3 separate regions of the Mus musculus genome follow, and all the other regions are linked to region 3. The links are chromatin loops, found by intact Hi-C in ENCODE. Cell type or tissue: left cerebral cortex. All regions are shown on one strand.

Region 1 (8,000 bases), 740 kb after region 3:
AACCTAAAGGCGACACCATTTTTAGATTTTTCAACTAGACGGCACCCCTGGAGTGATGATGTCTTGGGTATCAGAGCCCAGAGGACATCTCCCCCTCCCAGTGGCTACACGGTGTGTAACAAATTCCGCATATACTTGCTCAGAGCAGCAAAGCTTGCATGCCTGTTTCCTGGCGCTCATCCTTGGATTCACAGTTGGTTAATGTAAAACCAGGCTGACACAGAGTGTCTTGCAGTTTACGTTTGAAACGGAGCCAAGAGAAAGCACATCTCTGGTGTTGCTGAACTTCCACCCCCATGAGCCTGGAGAGAGCTATTGTGTCCCGGAATAAAAGCACCCAGACAGGATGGTGTGGTTGAACTTTAAGCCAATTATCCCTGCCATTGCCCCCCCCCCCCCGCATCAGCCTCCTACTTCCTGGGACTCCTCGAGTTGATGCTGAACATATTCAAATCTCCCCCTAGAAGGTTTGGTCTAGGTTGCTTCTTCAAAACTGTTTGAACATTAAATATGCAAATAGTCATCATTACACTTCCAACAATTACACGTGTTTGCGAGCACCGTGTCAAGTGCTGGCAGCAGAGCAATCATTTGTAAAGACAAATATTCCATTCCGAGAGATGTCACGCTGCTCAGAAGATCCTTTTTTGTATTAGTAGCCACACTGCTGCTCCGTAAAGTGTGCAAATGAACGTGACAGCGCTGCCAATAGCTGCCAGGCCCTTCCCCTCAGCAGAGCAGGTGCCAATCACCGGACCCCAGCAGCTGAGGAGGCCTGGCCTCACAGCCCGCCTGCAGACTGAGCATGTCGCCCACTCACAAGGCTCCCAGGGCCGCTTCTCCAATTCCATCTCTCCTCTCCCAGGGAGGCGGGGGGGGGGGGGGGGGGAGAGGGGGTAGAGGACACAGCCCTTCAGAATACTTTAATTCCTGATTTCTGAGTGTATTACCATGTGTTTGTAACATGAATTATCGTGTGTGGCTCAGAGGTGATGCAGAGAACTGCTTGAAACATCAGGCCGCAGGACAGCAAAAGACCGGCTTTTCCTGTGCTCTTTTCCCTTCCTTCCTTCCTTCCTTCCTTCCTTCCTGCCTTCCTGCCTTCCTGCCTTCCTGCCTTCCTGCCTTCCTGCCTTCCTGCCTTCCTTCCTTCCTTCCTTCCTTCCTTCCTTCCTTCCTTCCGTTTCCCCTCGCTCTCTGTCTCACCCCTCCCAGTTTCCTCACATAGTTATGGATAATTGTCACTTTATTTACTTTTATCGCATCCAAAGTGCGGCTTAGCAGGGCCTGGACTTGAGTCCCACTAATCTTGCCTTCTCCGAAGTAGGAAAATCCCAAGTCTTGCAGGGTCCAATTGATAACCCGGGTGCTTCTTTTCCATGAAAGACGGATGACTCTGGCAAGCTTGGGAGACTGCAGATAATGGGATTGACTTGGTACTTAAATCTCAGTGAACCAGGACAGCATAAGTAATTAGTGAGTTGGATCCATCCCGGGGTGCTAATGATGGCTAAGTCTGCCCCCACGCCATTCTGCAAACGGCAAGAGACACATCCATCTCAGGCAGATAAAAACCGAGGGGACGCTGATCACAGACAGCATTTATTCCTTCTTTAGTGCACAATTTATCCTAGAAAAGAGCAAAAAAAAAAAATCTAATTTTCCTCAAGTGATACCCAGAAGACCGAGTGACCACACTCCCACCAGAGTTCATTTTGATCAGAGTGCTGCTGCTGTTTTTAATTAAGAAAGGCTAATTAAGAGAAGATCTGCATTTATCTTCTTATCTGTTGTCAGCACAGACTAGCAGACGTTACTTATATTTGTTTACAATCTGGTAACCGGCTTTCTATTACTGAAGCAGTGAAGGCCTCCGTTTATATTAAAGTCCTGAATCACTACTGTTTGGGTTGTGTTGTTAAGAGCTGACTGACTAGCTACTGGGATAACTTTGGGGTATTAGAACTGAGTTTACACACATACATATGAGTGTGCAAAGCACTAGCTACTCCATGCACCCTTAGGTTTTGCCTCAATTAAACCAAAGCAAGATTCTCGTTTGCTGACTGGCCTTTCCGACCATTTTTCTCTCTACCCAGAGTAATGGCACTTTATCAGGATAATTTAGATAAATGTCCTTCCATGGGATTCACATCTAGCAAATGGAGTCGTGCATGACAAATGACGTCCTGTTTTGATGCCACGTTTGTTCTGTCAGTGGGGGGAGGAGTCTCTCAAGGTAGCCCATTTCCTTTTCTGTTCTCTTCAGTGTTTGTTTTTCTCTTCTATTTGGTTTGCCCTACGTTCCCAGACATTTGAAAGAAAACATCCAGGAAGCACACACTCCTTTGGGCAAGACCAGGGAGTCTAAAAGTGAAAGTGGAAACATTTTTGAGTCCCAACTTCAAAGTTACTAAGGATGAAATGGGGGGTATGGTGGTTAGAAGGTCACACAGGTTTGTCAGAAACACAGGTGGCAGACTGGGGGTCTCCTCCGCCTGGTGTGGGAAAGAAGAATTGAAGGGGAACCTAACCTCTGTTCCCTTGCTCATCTGTGCCCACAAGTCTCATAGCAATCGCCTCCTCTGCATGACAAGCAAGAGCAAGTTGAGCCCCAATAATTGCTTAGTCTAAGGCTCCGTGTAACGTGTTTCCCTTCCTATCTCACCCACCAAGAGAATCTTTTTATTCTTCTACTGTGAATTTTCTTAAGCCAAGTCTTAAGATTTAGTATGTGCTGAGGCAAGCCCTCGACCTTTCTACACAAACTGTAACTGATTATGAAGATTTTAAACTTCCACGGGATCAAAGAGCTGGGGTCTCGCTAAGAAAGGGATGGGGGCTGGCAGAGATTGTACTTTCTGGTTCTTACTAAGTCCTGATTTGAAGTTTTTCATCTATATGAATTTCTCTAATATTCAGTTTGAGTAAAACAATACTTTTATGTTTAGATTATGCCTGGTTCAAAGATACCTATTTCCCTTGGGAAAAGTTTATGCTGATTGCAGGAGTTTCTTCAGACATAATCCCATGCACACAAGTGATTGTGTATGATATTTATATGAATATTGCTTGAAACTATTTATTAGCCAATATATAGTGTTATTCTAAAGATATTTTGATTTTTAAAATCCTTTGTACTTCTACAAAGGAATAATACAGACTGAATTTTAAAAAAACAAAAAACAAAAAAAACTTTCCCAATAGCATCCTTATGTACATGTACTGACTGTACTAAAAACAGATTTAAAGTATACATCGTATGTTTACTTTAGGGAAGACTAATGATATGTTAAAATGCTATTTTTAATTTTTTAAAAAAATCCTATTATGTGAAAAGATAAACTGAGAAAATTCCGTTTATCTCTTGGGAAAAGGTGGCACTACCATCAGGTATTTTAAAGGGTAATTTCCATGTCCAAATTAGCTAAGAAAAATCTTTTCTTAAATAAATAAATAAATAAATAAATAAATAAATAAATAAAGTTATGCTATATTGGAAGCAAATCTCTTTGGACATGGGTCCCTTAACAAACGGGGTGTATTCTTGGGAATGTGCCAATGGCCCCTCTTTGTCTTTGAGCATCATACACTTACAAACTACAATTAATCTGTGAGATAACCTTAATGGGATCTTTGGGGTATGAGCTTGTCTCTCATTCAAGGAAATGTTGTCCTGTGGCACATGAATGAAATATGATTATGAAGTGTGTGTTGGCAGGGGATTGCCAGGCTGTGCAACCTGATCTCTTCACTCATTACTGTGTGTTCCTGGGCAAGTCCTGTGACTTTTTCTCACTGAGCTTCTAGTGTATAACTAAACTAGGGATAATAGTAACACAAAAACCCCTTGGTCTTTTTAGCACTTACTGCTTACAGGCAGGGAAAACAAGCCAAGTAGTTTAGAGAAAGCCACATCTTACAAAGGTACGTTTAATTTTTTTTTCCCTACGCCTGAAGGATTGTATATTTCTATAACTTTAGTGTTTCCTGGAATATTCCATTTGCTGAATAGAAGAGTCATGCAGACAGTAGTCCTGCAGCATTAATGCTGCTGTTTTGAGTCAGACCAGTGCAGACCAGAAGATTCCCAAAGGTCTAGCAGAGGCTGCCGAACTCTGTGCTTTCTACAGTTCTATTGGGGTGTTTCAGGCAGACCAGACACTGTCAGTGCAAGCTTAGACTGCCATGAAGCAAGCATTTTAAAGAGCACATGGCTGAGCCTGAAAAATGCAACTTCCTCTTTCCGTGGTGTTCTCTGCACTTGAATAATCCAGTCCTTAGTGCCGATGCAGATTGAAAAAGGAATTCAAATTTCCTTAACATTAACTTCTAGCAGCCAAAGATCAGTGTTAGGCTGGAAATTGTGTCTTACACATAAACTCCCGTGTTCCCACTGGCAATGAGTGGCCCCTAAAAATGTTAACTGTTTGTCCTAACTAATTAATTTATATGGCCATTAAATTGTAAACATTTTGATATTCAAGCATAAGATACCTTCCTGATTTTTTTAAAAATATCTTTTGGCAACTTAGATGATTCAGCCATCCTGACACCCTGATTAACTTTTGGTATAATGATGGCTTACTGCAAAACTTTATTTTATTTATTTATTTATTTATTTATTTATTTATTTATTTATTTATTTATTTGACTTTGCTGTATCTCACAGAGGGGGCGTTGGACTTCCATGACTGTAGCGAGGCAGTGATAGCATTGTTCTTGGAACTTTCCCAGCCGTGAGTGGAGAGTTGCTTTCCTCCATGAGAAAATCAAGTCTTTAAATGGGATCCGGGCAGGTGGAATAGCCCCTCTGTGGAGTAGGGTTACATGGGCGACTTAGATGAAATCTGCGAGGTATTCTTCCTCTGAAAGAAGCGAAGAGAATGGGGGAGCGAGAAAATGTGGATGAATGATTAAATGAACTTCAAGGGCATTTTCATCTGGGAGACAAGTGTGAAAGGAAGAATAATAAATGGCTCCCTGCCTTCCCAGAAAACGGTTGGTACTCATTGTCTGTTCTGGAAGGCATCGGGTAGCTCATGCCATCCACCAATGGGCATAGAAAAGTTTACATAAAAGAAAAGGGGTCAACTAAGTAGAGAAGGGAGGCTTAGCCAAAACAAACTGAAATGCTTCATTTCACTAAGGTTTGATTAATGGGATATTAGACACCTAAGACTGTTGAGACAAGAGCTAACTAGCCTTTAGCAAACTGTGCCGTGAATCACACTTCACACATTGAGATGTGATGTAATGAGATTCTCAGAAAGTACCTCAGTTAGAAACAACCCCTCACATTCGAACACGCACTTTCCAGCTCTTGCCAGTGGCTGGCACATTGTCACTAATAAAGCTGAAAAGAAAACTCTGTGCTTGGAAACTCTTCCTTCTCCCTCCTCTTTTCTCTGCTCGTCTCTTCTCTTCTCTTCTCTTCTCTTCTCTTCTCTTCTCTTCTCTTCTCTTCTCTCTCTCTCTCTCTCTCTCTCTCTCTCTCTCTCTCTCGCTAGGAACCACCAGCTGGTGTGAGAATAAAGGACAATATGTGTATTGGCAGTAGACAGTTCATAACCAGGATATACTGATTCTCTCAGCCTTAACAATCTAAAGTTTTGACGTAGAAATTATTCACATAAAACCACTTATGGTTCTCATTGAGGTCCATTTGATGTGGTTATGTGATGACTTTTAAAAGAAAACTCTGTATGTCCCTCCTCCTAAAAGATTAGCATGAATGTGAGGTTATCAGGGTTCATAATTGATCAATCTCCAGCACTGTAAATTTTTTGTTAAGGATTTTCCAGACATCCCTGGGCCATCTTAGCCAAGAGAGTAGTGAGTAAACCTACATCTCCACCTAGTGGTGCCTGAGAACATTTAATTACTTCTACAGTGAAAAAGATTTAGTCTTTCTTGGCAGCCAGCATGAAAGCCCTGGGTTGCTGTGCTGTGGGAGCACAATATTTAAAGATAACATTTTAATCCTAGAATATTCTTATTCTAGTTACACCACCTCCATTTTTCTACTCCTCCGCCCTAAAAGCTGACATTATTAGATTGCAAAGTAGCCCCAAAAATTCCTCCCACTCCATTTTTCTATCTTGCACTGTGCTCAAAGACTTTGACCAGAAACTCTTTTGAGTAGCTCAGGATCATCTTTGGGGATTCAACCACCCTCCTCTGCATATAATTTTTGCCAGCTCCGTACTTGGCATAAGATTCAATTGCTAGAGAGGCCAAATGAATTTCACTATAATGAACTAAGCTAGACATTTTTGGTCAACCAGAAAAAATACTCATGATGCGCCCCCCTCACCTTCCCGGTTAATGAAGGCACCCACTTCACTTCATGTTTGCCCTAATCCCATGTCACGCCAGAGAAAAGGCACCAAAGCTCCTTGTCACCTAGCAGAGAGGCGTAGCTCCTAGCATGTCACTTCCCCATTAGAACTCGATGCTGCACCAAAGCCCATGCTAAGAAATCTTGTATTTATATGATCTTAACAATAAGTAAATGATTAAGACTATTTTGCTTCTTTAATACTGAAAAGACATTTGGATCTGGGCACAGTTAAAAGGAAATTGTTTGGTTTTGCTTTTCATTTAATTTGCTCCTTGGACATGCTATTTCAGCCAGTTCTCCTTGGATGTTTCCCATCGGCAGCTTCATCCCTAGTACCACCTATGCTATGTGAAGGTGTAAGAACCAGGAATCAGCTGTAATATGTCTCAGAAAAAAATTAAAGGGAACTAAGAGAGTTGCTGCTTGCTAATCCCTGTAATTAAGCGCTACTTGTAGGAGGGCATGTTACTCTCTGATTGAAGCTGTTACCACTGTATTGGACCCAAAAATGTTGAATAATCCTACCCTACCATGATTAATTTTAGTACCTATTAATTAACACCCATTAACTTATAAAGAAGGCAAAAAGAAATAAATGTATTAATTGTCAGTTTGCTTTCTCTCCAGCCTATCTTTTCTCAGACCTAGTATTCTGCCATGAGATCCCTTAAATTGCAGCAAAATCCCATATGTAAAGAAGTGAACAGAAAGAGTCCAATGGAGAGAGATTTGTGGCATTTTTAAGTTGTTTTCTGTATTTATAGCACAAGGGACAGAATTCATTAAGTCAGACATTTAAAGTCATCAACCATAGTCATCTGTATTGGCACTATCAGAGACCAGTCACACACTGTCCTTTCCTTTTAGTTCTCCAATTGCTTCCAAAATACTGCCGTGATCAAGGACAGAAGAAATCCAACTTGTTTTGACTATTAATAGATTCTCAATATTATGCCTTTGATGTTAAAGAACCATGATTTGTCATCTTTGCCAAATTCATATGCCATTCCATGGACACAGTCAACCCAAGCTCATTCCTAAATATCTTTAACTTTCCCCAAATTTTAGGGTGAGGAAAAAGTGAACTGAACACAAACTAATCAAATCCAAGGGCTCCTCGACACTAAGTTCCACAACGCCAAGCTTCCCAACACCATGTTCCCCAGAACTTCATTACAGAATGAAAGTACAAAAACATAGAGCAATTATAAAACAAAACCAAACAACCAAACAACTCCCCCCCCCCAAATTCCAACACTAAAACAACCAAATAACAAAAAATTCACAATAAGGAAGAGTGGTTTAGGCATTTTTTAAAAGTATTTTTGCTTCTGTTTCTCTGGTGTGTGATACAGGGCTTCTGTGAGTTCTCCCATGGGTGCACTGCAAAACAGATTGTCAAACTGCAGCCTCTCCTGAACTATGGTGAAGGCCTCCTTATGTTTGGTAGAGGTAGTCTCTTTGAAGTTAAAAAGAACCATGATTTGCCATCTTGGCCAAATTCATATGCCATTGCATGGAGAGAGTCAACCCAAGCTCATTCCTACATGGAGATGGAGAGATGAGACTGCTTTTATTACTCTATCATTAAATAGAGCATACATGAGCACTTATACACACACAAGCACACACACAAACACACACACACCCCCACACA
Region 2 (8,000 bases), 340 kb before region 3:
ATATATTTTCTATTTAATATTCATGGATTGCCATTGATTTTGAATAAGGAAATTTTGCAGGAAACAAGGCCATGCATGAAAAAATGTAAATAGATCATAAGTTTTCATTCTTGAGAAGTAAAAAGAAGGTTAAAAAAAAAAGCATAGCCATAAGACAAGCTTGTATTTCAATGTGCTAAAAATAAAGTTGTAAATTTTATAAAAAGGGTTTCAGGCGAACACGTACCCAGTTCTAACCTGCTATTATAGCACATTATAAATATTTAGAAAACATCACATAAACATTTTTGGTGATATTTAAGACATAGTTCTGTACTATGTTACCATAAGGGTAATCTACTTTTAGATGGGGAGAAACTTTCTATGATTAAAATTTCTTTTTAATTATAGAATATCATTTATTTTATCTCTTAAATAAAAAAAATCTTTTACTTTTACTGAGCTCACAAATACATACACCACTTGGCTAGATTAAGGCAGTCGTTCAACAAACACCTTCACTCTTAAGATTGGTACTTTCCCCTTCTCTGTATTCACTGAGGGTGGGGAGTAGTCAAAATTAAGAGAAAAAGAAGGTAGTGAGATTTCTGTGTGCAGAGTGAACATGGTCTATGCTGTCATCATGCGGTGCTCATCAACGAACACCCTAAGAGGTCTGTATTCAAACTCGGGTCACTTTTAAATTCAACGTTCCCACATCCAGTGAATGGTGGACATCAGAGACCAAAACGTAATTTAAAAAATTAATAAATGATGGGTGAAACATTGATTTTATTTTAGGTGTGTGTGTGGCGAAGGGTGTCCCCGTGTGCGTTCTTTTATGTTTTAGGTAGTGATCCCTCTCGGCTCCCCCCCCCCAACCCCCAAGTCCCCACACATTGGGAAGATAAAAGTCTGTGGCCCACACAGCGTTCATGGCGAGAGAGCTGGCAGGGGATGTAGAAGGCAGCCTGGAGCCTTCACCAAGGATGATAAGCCTGCGTGAATTTTACGAGTCTCAGTATCAAGGTTGCCCTCGCAGAAGGGATTTACGAAGAACGGGGAAGGGGGGCTGTGGGGGGTGGGGTGGGGGGGAGAAGGCAGTTGTATGAATAACCGGCATTGTAAATCTTCACCGTGGCAACCCAGAGCTAGGCAAAGTCTGTGATGGGTTCACGACTTGAGAAGAAAGCGACGCAGCAGAGTGGGAATGGATTTTCTTCAGATTCTTAATGCACTGCTTAGAGCCGCTTGGGGGTGGGGGGAGGGGGTGGGGTGCACGCCAGTGTGTGCCTGGAGAAGTGTGTGTGTGTGTGTGTGTGTGTGTGTGTGTGTGTGTGTGTTTGTGAAAGGAGGGAGACGCGTGTGTAAAAGGAGGAACTCTTTGGAAATTTGTTAGAGGGAAATACTGGTCTTATACAGCTTGCCAGCTTTGGGGGCAAAAAGAAGGCCATTTAGCCTCTGAATATAAATGACTGGATTTTGCTTGGGGTAGACAAAAAAAAAAAAAAAAAAAAAAAAAAAAGACATGGGGGAGGGGCATGGGATTATGCAAGCCAGTAACAATGAGCACATTGGACCTTGGGCTCCACAGCACAAGGTCACCGCGAAAGTCAGAGTGTTGGTTAGTGGAGGTGTCTGATAGAAGAAAATGACTCACTGTAGATTGCTTCCTGCTTTGCAAAACAGAGCCGTTACTGAAAATAAGATGCATTTGAGTGGTCTATAGGAACACCTGATTTCCTTCTCTCTCTCTCTCTCTCTCTCTCTCTCTCTCTCTCTCTCTCTCTCTCTCTCTCTCTCTCTCTCTCTCTTGTTCACATAAACACACACGCACACACACACACACAGACACATGCCCCCTCGCCCAACGCACACACTTGTGCACACATGCACACACACACACACACACACACACACACACACACACACACACACTCAGGGCCTGCTGATGTATGAAAGTGAAGCCTTGACTCTAATTGTGCAATTATAAAACGGAAATGATGCGGGTTTGGTAACAGAGGGAAAGAAGGCAGCTCAATAACATTGTTTAATGACAAGCAAATAAAGCTCCGAGGGGAAAGAGGTGACTCTTTCTGCTTTAGACTCATTAAGGAGCCTGAAACATATTGTAAAAGAGTGATATTTAATTATGGGCTGGACTGATAACAGAGAGCAGGGCCTCACTGGGAGAAAGAGACCCTGTGCTCCTAGGAGCTCACAGCTCCAAACATCAATTACCATGATTATCTACCCAGTGCTTGCAAAATGCACCGTCTCCATGTTCCATCAGCGACCCGTAAACAGGCATTGCATAGGCAAATTTATGGGCACAGGCAGCCAGGGCCAGGTGGGAAAGCCAGCCTCTCATTGGCGTCCCAGCAAAGGAGGGAAGAAACGTAGGAAAGAAAAATCCGCCTTGTGCTCTGTGCAAGGAACAATTTATTACTGAGTATTTGAGGAAGACAGTGCTTGCTGCCTGCTGCTTCCACCCCCACCCCCCACCTTTTGCCTCTGCTGCCTGTCTAAATGAGGAATGGACCTGTATTAACCGACCCCTGCTTACGGGGAATCACTTGGCACAGTCTCCGGAAACCTTGTGCTGCTCTGGAGGCCGTGAGTTCTGGAGCCAGGAGGAAGCATTCCCTTTTTCCCTTACCCTTTCCGGAAAAAGCCTACGTCCCCCTCTTCCCCCCATCTGATTGTGAGAAATTAGAATTTGGTAGAAACAAAGTTGCAAGAAGAGAATGGTGTGACTGAAACGCAGTGGGAAGTATTTGTGTCATATTGCGGGTAACTTTTTATGAGTGTGTGTGTATACGTTTTTGAGGGTGATTTGGGAAAGTTCCTAGATTTAAAGCATGATTGGAAAGCCTGACCCATGATGCTAACATTATGGAGGCTGGTGCAGGACTATTGTAGATCTGAGGGTAGACAGGCCTAAATGGTGGACTCGAAGCTAGCTTGTGATCTATAGAAGGGACTTTTTTCCTCTCTCGCTCGCTCAAAACAAAACCAAAGACATAAAAATAAATTCTTGGGGCTTGTTAACTGTCAAATTTTTTCATATGAAAGCACTGAAATAGCCTGCATTTACCTAAACACCGCGAGTTAACTACACATTTAGTTTCCTTATGAACAACCATTCCAACTACAGCCTGAAGTGACCCCAATGCTGCTGGTTCTTTCTTGCTCTCTGTTTATATTGACGGCCCCGAACTGACAGTGTATTCGTCATTCTACGTAGCAAACTCATTGTGAGGAAGGTGTTATCTCTAGCCAAGTGGTCAGAGATAGCCCACCTGAACTTGGTCTTGCATTTTGTATTTCTTATAACCATTTTCTAGAACGAGATTGCCCATCAATAATTTATGCTGAGCAGCGGACACCTGACCATGGATGGAAGTGCCATGGGTGGATGGATGGATAGATACCCAGAGACAGGGACTGGCTTAGCTCTGCTCCCAGCACCCATCTCAGGCTTTAGGATCACAGTAGCTCAGCGTGGTTAAGTATGGAGGAGCAGTCCTGACTGCTAATGTTCCTGTCAGCCCCATTCTGAAGAACAAAGGAAATTTGGGCTACTTTTTTTAATTCTACGCTCTCAGCTCATCAACACTTGGTTCACATTAAAATGTAAGAACATTACACTCAACACTCTGCTAATAATCAGAAAGTACTGCTTTGAAGTCTCCCTGTTTCTCAGCTACTACCCATGACAGATGTTTGCCAGAGAAAAACTCAGGGGGCATTTTCTCGAGAGCATTTTGGCTGAGAGCGGTAACCATTGCACTGTTTATAGTTCAGCAATCTCCCGAGCTAGCGGTGGCTTCTTCTTTAGCTCACTCACATCCTACTCCTTGCCAGCTCCCCACTGCCACAGACCCGACCTCTGAAGACATGCATTTATTTCACCTCAGTCTTTCCGTAGCATCAATTAATAAAAACTGACGACGTTTTCCACAAACGCACATGTCCTGATAAATGAGGGTCCTGACTTAATTGCTCTGTAAATTAAGAGCTCACCATAGTGACAATGGAGACGAGTTTTAATATTTAAAAACTCATTAAATTTGTGTACTTTGTGAATAATTAAAGTCACAAGACCACTTTAAGGAGCTAATTTAAGTTTCATTCTGAAATGTATATCATAGATGAGGACAATTCATCTACAGGGAAAAAGTTGGCTAATTTCTCAAATTACTAAGTTTTAAGACTTTTTTGTTCCAATTAGTAATGAGCTCAGACCTCTCTCTCTCTTCTCCCTTCCTCTCTCTCTCTCCTCTCTTCTCTTTCTCCTCTCTCCCTTTCTCCTTCTCCTTTGCAATGACAAGGACCAAGGAGGTCTGTGGTTTTAAGGGTCAGTTATCTATTTATCCAAAGGGAGAGATCTGAAGGCAGAGGCCTGAGGAGGCCTGAGGCTGGCTTTACCCAGTTACTTTTATCTTTTATATAAAGCAATTTTGTTAGCTTTTATCTGAGTGGTCTTATTGGAAATATGTTCTAATTTTTAGCTCTAATTTCTCTAAGGAAGAAAGATTCTGGTATTTTTGTTTATGACTCACAGCTGTGTACAGATCTAAACATATAAGCCTTCATGATGATGCCTGAGTTTCAGAACCTCTATATAAACCACAAATCACCATGATTAGACCAGGAGACCCTCCCCAAAGAACCCGCATGGAAACTCAGAGGAACCACCAAGTGCTCGGTGTGGCTCTCTTTTTTAGATCTGAAGTCTGACTTTTAAAGTGATGATTGCTCTAAGAATAATCTCTGGTTTCCAAGCCTCGTGTTCACAGCTGGGAAGGAATCTAGTCCAGAGTCAAGGGGTTCCTCCATCATCGGTGTCCTCTTCACACGGCTTGCTTCGACATCCACCTGTGGATGCTGGTGTTGCTATCAGCATCTGGTAGATGATTAAGCTGTTTGATGCTCACGGTGGAACAGACCACTCTCAGAGATCACTGGGCATTTTAAAGTGTGAGCTCTATAAAAGGCAAACATAAGAAATCTAGTCTGGTATTTGTTCCAAAAAGTATACACTGGTTTTAGAAAGAATATTTGTTCTTGGAACTTCTGGGAGAGAGGAGAGAGAGAGAGAGAGAGAGAGAGAGAGAGAGAGAGAGAGAGAGAGAGAGACTTGTGTAGAGATAGGAGAGGGAAAGATTGCATTGGTCTTAACTATAGGGAATAACATTTAGGGAAAAGAGGTGTCTACAGAAAAGACTAGAATATTCAAGATATTCAAACATCATCTTTCTTGAAGACTGAAGGAAGTAAGGTGGGTTGTCTAGAACTGGAAATGGAAGTGGGCTCTTGAGTAGCTCTTTAAAAGAACACAATCCCAGCTCTTGTCTAAAAGAAGGAGAGGATGTGGTGATGGTGAAAAAAATCTGTGTTCTTCTGTTCTCATAAAGGAAATTGTACAGTTGCAAAGAAAAGAAGTTAAAAATGCTCATAAAAGACTAAAATTCATTTCTTATCTCCAGAAATCAACTTTCATCACAAAGAATTCAAGAGGTAGACTTCTCTCTCTCTCTCTCTCTCTCTCTCTCTCTCTCTCTCATGCGAGTATGTGTGTATGTGTGTGTATGTGTGTGTGTGTGTGTATGTGTGTATGTGTGTGTGTATATGTGTGTGTATGTGTGTGTGTATGTGTGTGTGTATGTGTGTGTGTGTGTGTGTGTGTGTGTGTGTGTGTGTGTGTGCTGTCAGTTCATTATCTCCACTCTGATGTAAGGCCTTCTATCTTAGACCAGGGCAATTCTTCCAGAGTTCTCGACTATAAGAAAACTATGATATTAAAATGCTCCCACAATGAATCCCATGGGATGGGGGAAGCTATGCTGCAAATGGGATTTTGAGCTGTGTGAATTGCCAATCCCTGATGATTGTGAAGTCCTGTGGCTAGGCACAGGTTCCACAGCACAAGTATTTGTGAAGAGGGAATGTCATCACTATCTATTATCTTTACCTCTTGCAAGAACTTTATAAAATTTCAGAGTATCTCACACTCAGAAATACTTCTCTAAGGGTTGAGAATGAATGGAAATCCCTGTGACAGGCTATCAAGCATTTATTATTTTTTCCTCAAATTGTTTTGGATTATTTGACCTGGGAAATAAATGAACACTGTCAGCTCCTTGTCCTGTAAATCCAACATCCCATTGGAAGCTCAGGGTAGTAAACTCTTCAGACAAACCTCAGAGAAGGAAAGAGAATGTTATTTGGAAAAATAGCTTCCAGAGGGAAAAAAACGCAGGGAATTGCAAAAGGGGAGATGGGTGTGTCCTTTCTCATTTATCTTCTGTTTGAAGGATGAGGTGAGAGGGAAAAGAGTCTAATATGAAGAGAAACATTGAAGAGAAATTACCCACGACCATGGTGGACTCACTCGTTGCTGCAGATGTACCACAAGGCAATGAGAGGAAGCTCCATCACATGCCCAGATCATGTGATTTTGTTCTAGAAAAGAAATTGGTAGAATCTGGACACAGTATAGTTTGTCTTTTCCAGAAACCAAGGTCCAAAGCCCCAGCGAAGTCACCACTGTGGATTTAAGGCTTGTGGAAACATCTCACCATCCACCAGGGGGCAGAAAGAATCCCTTTGATTGGCCATAGACCTCTAGACTTCAACTATGGGTTTGAATAATGATTTGCATGGCCTTTACAGGGTCCCCAACACCTTTTCTCTTATTAGGGACTCATTGCTAAAGACTTCATAAAAGAAATTCCTAAAATTCCCAGTAAGCTCTGAACTTCACTGTACCATTAAAAACCTCTTTAGTCTGATCCCCGGTATGAGGCTGTGACATGCCAGGTCTGCCATTTGGTGATATTTGCATTTCTATGGGATGTGCCTTCTGAGAATGTGGGATGTGTTCTGTGAGTCCATAGGATCCACTAGAATGTAGACTCCACTCTCTTTAATAGGAACACAGAAGGATTTTTTTCATCATTTTTTTTTGCACTTAGCATTTGATGTAGACTTCCTCACAGATAAAACAACATTTTTTTAAATTTTTTTTTATTTATTATTTTTTTAGGTATTTTCCTCATTTACATTTTCAATGCTATCCCAAAGGTCCCCCATACCCACCCTCCCAATCCCCTACCCACCCACTCCCCCTTTTTGGCCCTGGCGTTCCCCTGTACTGGGGCATATAAAGTTTGCAAGTCCAATGGGCCTCTCTTTGCAGTGATGGCCGACTAGGCCATCTTTTGATACATATGCAGCTAAAGACAAGAGCTCCGGGGTACTGGTTAGTTCATAATGTTGATCCACCTATAGGGTTGCAGTTCCCTTTAGCTCCTTGGGTAATTTCTCTAGCTCCTCATTTGGGGCCGTGTGACCCATCCAATAGCTGACTGTGATCATCCACTTCTGTGTTTGCTAGGCCCCGGCATAGTCTCACAAGAGAGAGCTATATCTGGGTCCTTTCAGCGAAATCTTGCTAGTGTATGCAATGGTGTCAGCATTTGGAAGCTGATTATGGGATGGATCCCTGCATATGGCAATCACTAGATGGTCCATCCTTTTGTCATACCCAAACTTATGGGACACAATGAAAGCATTCCTAAGAGGAAAACTCATAGCTCGGAATGCCTCCAAAAAGAAACTAGAGAGAGCACACATTAGCAGCTTGACAACACACCTAAAAGGTCTAGAAGAAAAGGAAGCAAATTCACCCAAGAGGAGTAGAAGGCAGGAAATAATCAAACTCAGGGGTGAAATCAACCAAGTGGAAACAAGAAGAACTATTCAAAGAATTAACCAAACGAGGAGTTGCTTCTTTGAGAAAATCAACAAGATAGATAAACCCTTAGCTAGACTCACTAGAGGGCACAGGGACAAAACAACATTTTTAATCTCTCTGTATTTCTCATATTTTAAGTGTTTTAGTTTGATGGGTGGCTTCGTAGAAAAGTAGGCCCCCTCCATGTAATAGCAGGATCTAAAGTCACCTTGGGCAGTTCCCATGCTAGCCTGATGGGATCAGGAGTCATATTTTTATC
Region 3 (8,000 bases):
CAGAGGATGAAATGCAGCCAAGATTTCACATGACTCACTGGTCACGTATGATGGAAGTTAATTAATTTATGTTTACTAGAAGTTCGGCAGACCAGCCCTGCAGCGTGTGACAATATGGTGCACATATGAGCATGCTGAGTGACTCTAGACATGAAGTGAAGGCTTATGGGAGGGGGGATGCTAATTATTTCTTTAACACTACAGACTTTTAAAGTTCTCAGTTAATTATGCAAATGCTTTTTTGAAAGAGTTTTAAAATTCTAGTTGAGGAACTGATTAAAAGAAATAACTTACACCATAAAAATTATTCATTTTGGAGCTGGAGATATGGCTCAACAATTTAGAGCATTTGGTGCTCTTGCAAGGGATTTGAGTTCAATTCCCATCTTCCACATGAAGTCTCACAACAGTTTGTAACTTCAGTTCTGAATCATCTAATCCCTTCTTCTGACCACTTTGGGCACCAGACATCCACATGGTTAACAGATAAACATGAGAACAAGCACTTATAAACATAAGACTTATACAAATATAAAAACAACAACAAAAACTAAAAAACAAAACAAAAAGAAACTTTATCAAAATATTCCTTTTTTATAAAGAAGCGCAGGGCTATTTCGTTCACTTTATTCCCAGTGGTTTCATTGAGAGACAGTGTACTCAACTGACCTGTTAATCCTTCTGGGCACACGGTAGGTTGGACTTCTTCCATGCCTTCAGCATGGGCATGGTTATGTAACCAACTCGAGTCAGCCACAGGTAAATATCAGAACTTTCAGGAGCTACTCTAGGGTGCAGAATTTGAAAAGATTCCTGTGTGGAGACGGTGTCCCCATCAACCTGGGTCTGGATTAACTCAATAGACTAGGAGACTTTTGTTATGTTCAGGTTCCATCCATGGTCGAACCTAGAATGGAAATGTCAGTTTGCGCCTCACAGCTCTCGCGATTCTTCAGGCTGTGTATCGCGGCGAGATCCAGACCATCTGGCGGGAATGATGCATTTCTGATTAGTGCCCTATCATCTGGGTCTCCCTCTGAGATTGGACTTTTTCTGGCAACTCTCGGAGACTTCTGAATCCGCATTCTAAATGCCAGCACTGAAGAGATTGCCTTGCTCCCAGTGAAAACATAAAATGTTGATATAATCCTCTCAAATGTTCTGATAAACTATGGCCCAACAACATTTATCCCATTCTTTTACAGTCCTGGAAGATGGCCACGTTGACATACCGATGTTATATTCATAGATCCCCAGACAGTGAGGTTTATAGCATATGTTTCTATTTCAGTTCTGAAAATCAGTTGTAGCAGTCAAGTTAGTCATGTCGTTCTGTCCAAAACAGGGGACGATTCTGGACAGGCATGCAGGGTGAAGGATTACATGAGAGAACCAAGTGCTGTGGATTTAAAAGGAAGTGTATTGATATTGTAGGAGAACAAAATCAGCATCTCCGAGACATAAAAATAGCGCAAGTCTCCACATTAAATTCTATGAATCTCAGTTTGATCTATATATGATAAAATATTCAGGGGCTCAGAGGAATTAAATATTTTAGTTAGAGAAGGATATTTTAGCTAAAGTCTTTTGCAGTCTTTCTCTCTGAAATGAATTTGACCCAGAGTCTGAAAGTGAGAGGGTCAGAACAGAGCAGGTTCAAGGCCATGTATGAAGGTGAGTTCCAGTCTCTATAATAACCCTCGAGGCTGGAGCTTCACAGCTCTCAGTTGCTACACTTCTGAATTATTCTCTTGAGATCAGTCAGGTACTACGTATGGGCTGGATAGAAAATAAAATTGGAATACTGGAAACTAAAAACAGAATTGCCATATGGTCTAGTAATCCCATTTCTGGGTACATATCCAATGAATTAAATCGGGATGTCAAGGAGACATCTGCAGTCTCATGTTCATTTCAGAATTATTCTCAATAGCCTAGACATGGAATCATGAAATCAATATAAGTATCCATCAATAGAGGAATGAATATGAGAAGCATGGATGTGACACACATGCACACACACACACACACACACATACACACACACAAACATATATGCACAATGGAATACTATACAGCCTGTAAGAAGAATTATATTCTTTTATTCATGACTACTTGGATGAGAGAGGAAAATACATCAAGTCAAATAAAACTGGCACAGAAAAATTTTATATGGTATGATATTTCTATACAAAGTATTTAAAATGTTTGATTCAAAGAAGCTGAATAGGTTGGTGGTTATCAGTGGCTGGGGGTGGAGGAGTTGATAAATGTATTCATGATCAAAATAAAGTCATTCAGTCAAGATTATAAACACAAACTTTTGTGAGTTGTTGTACTGCCTATCATAGTTTATGATATGTTTCAAAATTTATAAACATGAATTTAATATTTTTATCACACACAAAAATGTGTTACCAGATGTCTTAAAAACCTTGACCAACTATTTGTACAATATATACACAGACCAAATATGAATTAATTGTCATAAGCATGCACAATTATTAATCATCAAACATTTTAATTACAAACACTCAAAAAACTGAAAGATTATAGCAAAGTCACATCAGAGTTTAAGAGGCATCTGTGTGTACTCATGTATGTGCATGCATGCATGCCTGTATGTAGCAGGATTGACAAGAGTTTTGAAATTGAATTTACTCTCAAATTCTGCCCTTGCCTTAAATGGCTGTCTGTAATGAAATCCTTGAGAAGCGACGTGGGAAGAGCCAGCTTGGATGTGGAAAGGCAAACTTCTGCATACTCATGTTTCCAGTTATAAGAGATAATCGCTAGCCCAGTGGGGAATGCCTGTTTTAAACTCTAACAGTGCAAGTTTGAAAGTTTTCTTGCGTATCATCCTACAGGAACAAAACAAAATCCATACAACTTATGTAACTGCCATTTATGCCCAGATAGAATTACTAACACGCTGTTTGTTTTCACTCTGTAGTATGGGTGTAGACATTTTGTCTTGAAATTGGTTGACTTTCACATTAAATAGAGCATGTGCACGTGTTCTGGCTGGGAATCAGTTTGTGGATGCAAGGTGGGCTTTAAAATGTCCCTTTTCGGTAGTGACAAGGTTAGCTTCATTCAGTAAAATGTCAAACTTGACTTTCCTGTTTTGGGCCACTTCTCGCTAACGGCAGACTAGGAACATATTAACGTCATTAGACAGAGCCAGTGAACTTTCTTCCTGGTTAAATTATGATTATGAAAATGATATTGGTTAGTATAAAAGGAGAGTGTTTTCTTCCAAATCATAAGCTTGATCATTTTCAAGCAAAAATAATTCTCACTCAGGAGCCCAGGAGCGCGTGTTCACAGCGCTTGATTTACACATGTATGTGAGTCACAAATATATTATGACAAATGCAATTTAAGTTATATGCATTATAATGATTACATTTTAAATATTGAAATTCTTCTATGCTTGGTATGGTTATCGTTCCTCGATCTCTACCTGCTAGTGCCCCGTTTGTTAGCAATAGGAAGCTGCAACAGTGAGTGTTGTTTTCTCTGAGTACATGAGTATGTGTATGTAAATGCTGTGATTTTTGTCCTGTGTAAATTGATTCTCAGATTCAGATTCATAGATTCACACTTTCTCTATTGGGAAGCGCTGCCAAGTGTGTGGCTAATAACTAAGGCATCTGTGTGCAGGACTTCAAACCTAGACCTTCAATGGATCTGCACAAAAATTCCATTTGGCAGCCTACATGATATGTGACATCCACACCTACCCCATATGCGATAGAGGTACTCCACTCGATGCCTTGACAAATTCTGTTTGTTTGTTTGTTTGTCTCCTAAACTAGTTGCTTTCTTGAAGCGCAGTTTGTTATTTCCTTAAATCCTATCTCCCCCTGCTGGCTGTGCAACATGGAGCCTGTCTAGACAGCATAAAAAATGACCTGCAGAGGATGGAAGCAGCTAGCAAGAATAAATAAATGTGAATAAATGTTCACATGTACACACATGCACATATAGTGAAACCAAGGTTTTTGGCAGTGTAAACTGTGCCTTGGATTAGAATTTTTAAGTCAGGAGCTTATAAACAATATTTTTTTTTTTAAATTAAGCAGTAAAACAAAAGTCTCAGGTAAGAGTGCATGCTTGTACATACAAAATGTCAAGTGTGCTGTAGTCATAGCTTTGATAGTATATTGTCATATAGACGGTTTGCTCTGTGACTTATGGGAATATGAAGGAGACACATACTCCTAGGTCTGTATGTCAATGCACATATTAGTAGTCCAAGATTATCAAGAAGCTAAGAAAAAGTTAGTGTGTTTTATATTACCTTTGTGGTCTTCTCACAGTAGAGAGAGGTGTACGGGCCTTTGCAGATTTCCCACCCTTTGGGAAGCAGACAGGTCCTCGGATTAGGCCATCAAGTGTGTAAAGTGGAATCATTCACGAAGACATCCATGGGAGCCCAGGAAGCATCGTTTTCAGAACTGTGTCTACATGCTCTGCAATTTACATTAAATTGCTATGTTTTGGTTAAATGGCACCTTAGTTCCCAAGCTACTCTTTCAATAGTTGTTTCTTTAATTATTATTTAATTTTGTGGTTATGACTGGTTTTCAGTTAAAGAGGGTACTACTGACAAATTCAATTAAATGAAAATAGAGGACTTAATGGTCCATGCTAATGCTTCATTTCATACATAATATTTTATCATTTTCTGTGCAAATTTGTAATGAGTGCTTGGTTTGTATTAATAAATGCTTACATTTGGGCCACATAAAGTATAGTAATTAAAATAGTTTCCTAATAATATTTACTTATAAGTGGTCTAAAAACAATTAACCCATTGATTCCAATTACTTTTTAGAAAACCAACTTCGAAGATTATGATTCTTTGGCATCAAAATATTCTCTCTGTTCTACTTTTAATAAAGCACCCGGGGTGCTCCTTTATTGTATTTTAATAGGGCTTGTCATGCATCTGCCGCAACACAGATTGCATAGACTAATGGCAAACAAAAATTTTAAACAAAACTACCACTTTTTTTGAATTAGGAACAAAGGACATGTGTTCCGGATCTGATTTCCAAATATTTAAACTGAGAAATGTAACTGTTTATTGTATTGAAATGAACAAGGGTGGGCTGTCTTTTGCTCTTTAAAGTAAATGTTTCTCTATGGCCTCCCCCCACCCTTATAACCTATAACAGAAGCCATCTGTAGACAATTTACATTCCTTCCCATACCAAGAGAAGATATTCTGCCTCTCCAAATGAACGAAGATCTTATTTACAAATACACCACAGAACCTGTTCTTCACAACTTGGTCTGCAAGAGCAAAGCTCAAAGTCAGACATGCTCAATGTGATATTTACAGGCGAAACAGGGAAATAAGAGTTTTATCCTGCAATTTGTAAAGTGGGAATTGATACATTTGCTTAGAGTTATTTCATTTTCGACATCAGATGACAGGGAGCTCACCGGATTTCTGAAATGTCTCCTTCAGAACTGCAGTCAAGATATCAGGTCTCATGAGAGCTCCAATAGGAAAATTCGAAATGTTGGTGACACTGTATGGTGTTATTTTCCCCCTGGCACATTTCACCATTGATTCTGAGATTAAGAAGAAGGAGACAAAGATGGCCAAAGTCACAGAAAGTGTTGCTATTTTAATATACAGGAAAATGCAAGAAAAACCCTTGAGATCGCCTTGTCTTTAACGATTACTAAGTATGGAGATAAACACAACAGAATCAGGCAGAACAAACTAAAATTTGAAATCACTAAATCTCGTCATGCTAAAATAGTTAGGACTCATCAGAGAAACCTTGTGTCTGTAAGAGCTTAGAAATGACAGTTGCTGTTGTGAGTTTCTGTTGTAGCAGAAAGGATTTTATGATGGAGCTTCTGTAGGTTTCTTCTGCAGTGGTTATGTCCCTTGAAATGCATGGCTGTCTGCTCTGAAGATAGAAGCATGAGTTATTGCTACTTATGAGGTAGGTGAACAACCATGTCTTCTGGCCAGAGACTAACAACAGGAAGATCTGTTACTGCATTTCATAGATGCTTTTAGCAGTTAAGATATCTTTTCAACTCAATGTTCTAGATCATTCTGGAAATTTAAACCTAGTGATTTTTGTTTAAGACTTACACTTTGACTGGGTGTGATGGCACATGCCTTTATCCCCAGCACTCAGGCGGAAAAGGCAAGCAGATATCTGTGAGTTCAAGGTCAACTCATCTGAAGAGTGAGTTACAGGACAGCCATGGATAAACACAGAGAAACCCTGTCTTGGAAAACCAAAGAAAGAAAAAAATATATAGTGACTGAATAATTTTCAGTGGTTTGACAAGCACATATCTACTGATATGAAGACATTAATAGAACATACTCATGTATACAGCAGAATGGGACTAGGGACATAGAAGTAAATATATGTGTTCAAACAGTGCATACTGTTAGAATAGCTAACCCCACCACAGAGTAGCTAGAGATCTCTCTGAGGACCAGTGAACCCTATAGTGTTTCCTGTGTACATGCCACCTGGGGTCTCATGAGCATCAGAAATGACAGAATTGAGCACAGGGTCTACAGAGGCTTCCTTCTTCAGGACACTCTGTTGTTGAGGAAATGGTCAAATATGATGGTTTGGGCACAATATTTTACCCCAAGAAAGTAATTCAACTAAATTTGATCTTTTTCTTTTCTCCTCAACTAATGGGCTCTTTCCTGCTCACTAAAGTGATGGGCTATATTTCCTCTTGTCCTGAAATGTAGGCATGTCCAAAGGTTGGCAGTAGGTGTCAATCCTTGGGCCATCACATCTCAAATACCGGAAGCTTTCAAATTAAACATGAGATGCATGAAGCTGGACCGTTTAATAGTGTTAAATGAAAAATAGACTTTCAAATATGTTCTCCCTTTACTAATCATTGAATCAGAAAACATTTTTTCCAGCCCTTAAACTAATCTTCCTGTAGAGAAGGCTTCTTTCAAAGTATTTAGGGCTGAATCATTTCTCCTTTGGAAGCTATGCTTGCCCAACAAGATCTGCTTCTGTGTCTTACATGGCAAAACATGCCAGAACATCGGGTGCTCTGCACAGACTCAGGTCTGCCTGCTCTTTTCATTTTATGCATGTAACAGGACTCTCAGTAAGTGTTGCCTCAAATACAGGAGATGTGAAACTCTCATGTAGGTTTGCCCTTAAAGAAGCTGATAAACATGCCCACTGAAGTCCAGGTCTTACCATAGTAATCACTGAGAAAGGAAGCCACTCTGGTTTTGACTGAGATAGAGCATTGCCTAAAAAGAAAAGGAGACAGGCACTTGACTCTCATTGCTTGTTTTATAAATTGTCTCTTGTTTGGGAATTGATGGAGCAGGGAGTGACACCATGGTAGCAGTTCTTAAATAATACAATATTGAACAGATGAAAGTTTGGCCCGTCAATCACATGATCTTACAGAAATCTAAGCCAGGAAAGTTCAGAAGTCTTCAATTCGCCCTTTCATTGTTGATGCTTAACATTGCTAAATGAAATAGGTGAGAGTAACCTCTGCCTGTAGCAGCCCTCACTGAGAGGGACACTCCTTATGTATGTACATGTGGAATTCATCTGTATGTCACGTTGCTGGGCTCAGCCTCATCTGAGCCCATGGCTCCTCCTCATCTCTTCATTCAATGTCTGGAAAGTCTTACTCACCCTATTTCTTTTCTAGCTCTTTATTTCACTCCCTCTACAAGCACGTTCCTTTTACTGTGAGCATTGGCATTCCACGTGCTTTCAATTGCACACTGTAACCATAGGGTCAGTCGTCACTCCAGAAGCCTTGAGTACTACTTCCTGCTTTATAGCATAGTAACAAAAGGACTGAAGCTGGCCCATCAGCTCCTGAGGCCTACATTTTAAGGTTATATCCCCATTAAAAGTTGCTAAGGTCTCCTATAGAGTGAATTGTTTTGTGTGTGTTCTCTGATCATTGCTGTCTGGATGATACATAGTAGAGAAGAGAGGTGATCA

What was found. Peaks named below come from ENCODE experiments on the same cell type or tissue, not always from the same donor. Only the 100,000 strongest peaks of a DNase experiment are listed, where the experiment ranks them.
Region 1: it touches region 3 in a loop (3-fold over the local background); 6 of 42 quality-filtered maps call a loop at or near these places.
Region 2: a loop joins it to region 3, with 4 times the contacts of the local background. A loop is called at or near these places in 12 of 42 quality-filtered maps.

The regions. Positions count from the first base shown.
Region 1 is chr1:41,150,597-41,158,596 of GRCm38, reverse strand. No RefSeq gene overlaps it. Among named protein-coding and RNA genes, the nearest start is that of 4930448I06Rik, 27 kb to the left of the region's middle. In left cerebral cortex, a CTCF peak has its summit at 5,870 (motif pointing left); DNase peaks (open chromatin) are centred at 4,179, 4,744, 5,183, 5,927 and 4 more places; H3K4me3 peaks cover 344 bases.
Region 2 is chr1:42,237,160-42,245,159 of GRCm38, reverse strand. No RefSeq gene overlaps it. Among named protein-coding and RNA genes, the nearest start is that of Gm28175, 17 kb to the left of the region's middle. In left cerebral cortex, a CTCF peak has its summit at 6,570 (motif pointing right); DNase peaks (open chromatin) are centred at 2,175, 3,772, 4,803, 6,601 and 3 more places; H3K4me3 peaks cover 457 bases; H3K27ac peaks cover 286 bases.
Region 3 is chr1:41,893,838-41,901,837 of GRCm38, reverse strand. It overlaps Gm29260 (a long non-coding RNA gene), which reads right to left. Exons shown (of 6, transcript XR_373362.3): 2 at 4,307-4,478; 3 at 670-1,399. Among named protein-coding and RNA genes, the nearest start is that of Gm29260, 150 kb to the right of the region's middle. In left cerebral cortex, a CTCF peak has its summit at 3,880 (motif pointing left); DNase peaks (open chromatin) are centred at 1,213, 1,731, 2,830, 3,847 and 1 more place; H3K4me3 peaks cover 264 bases.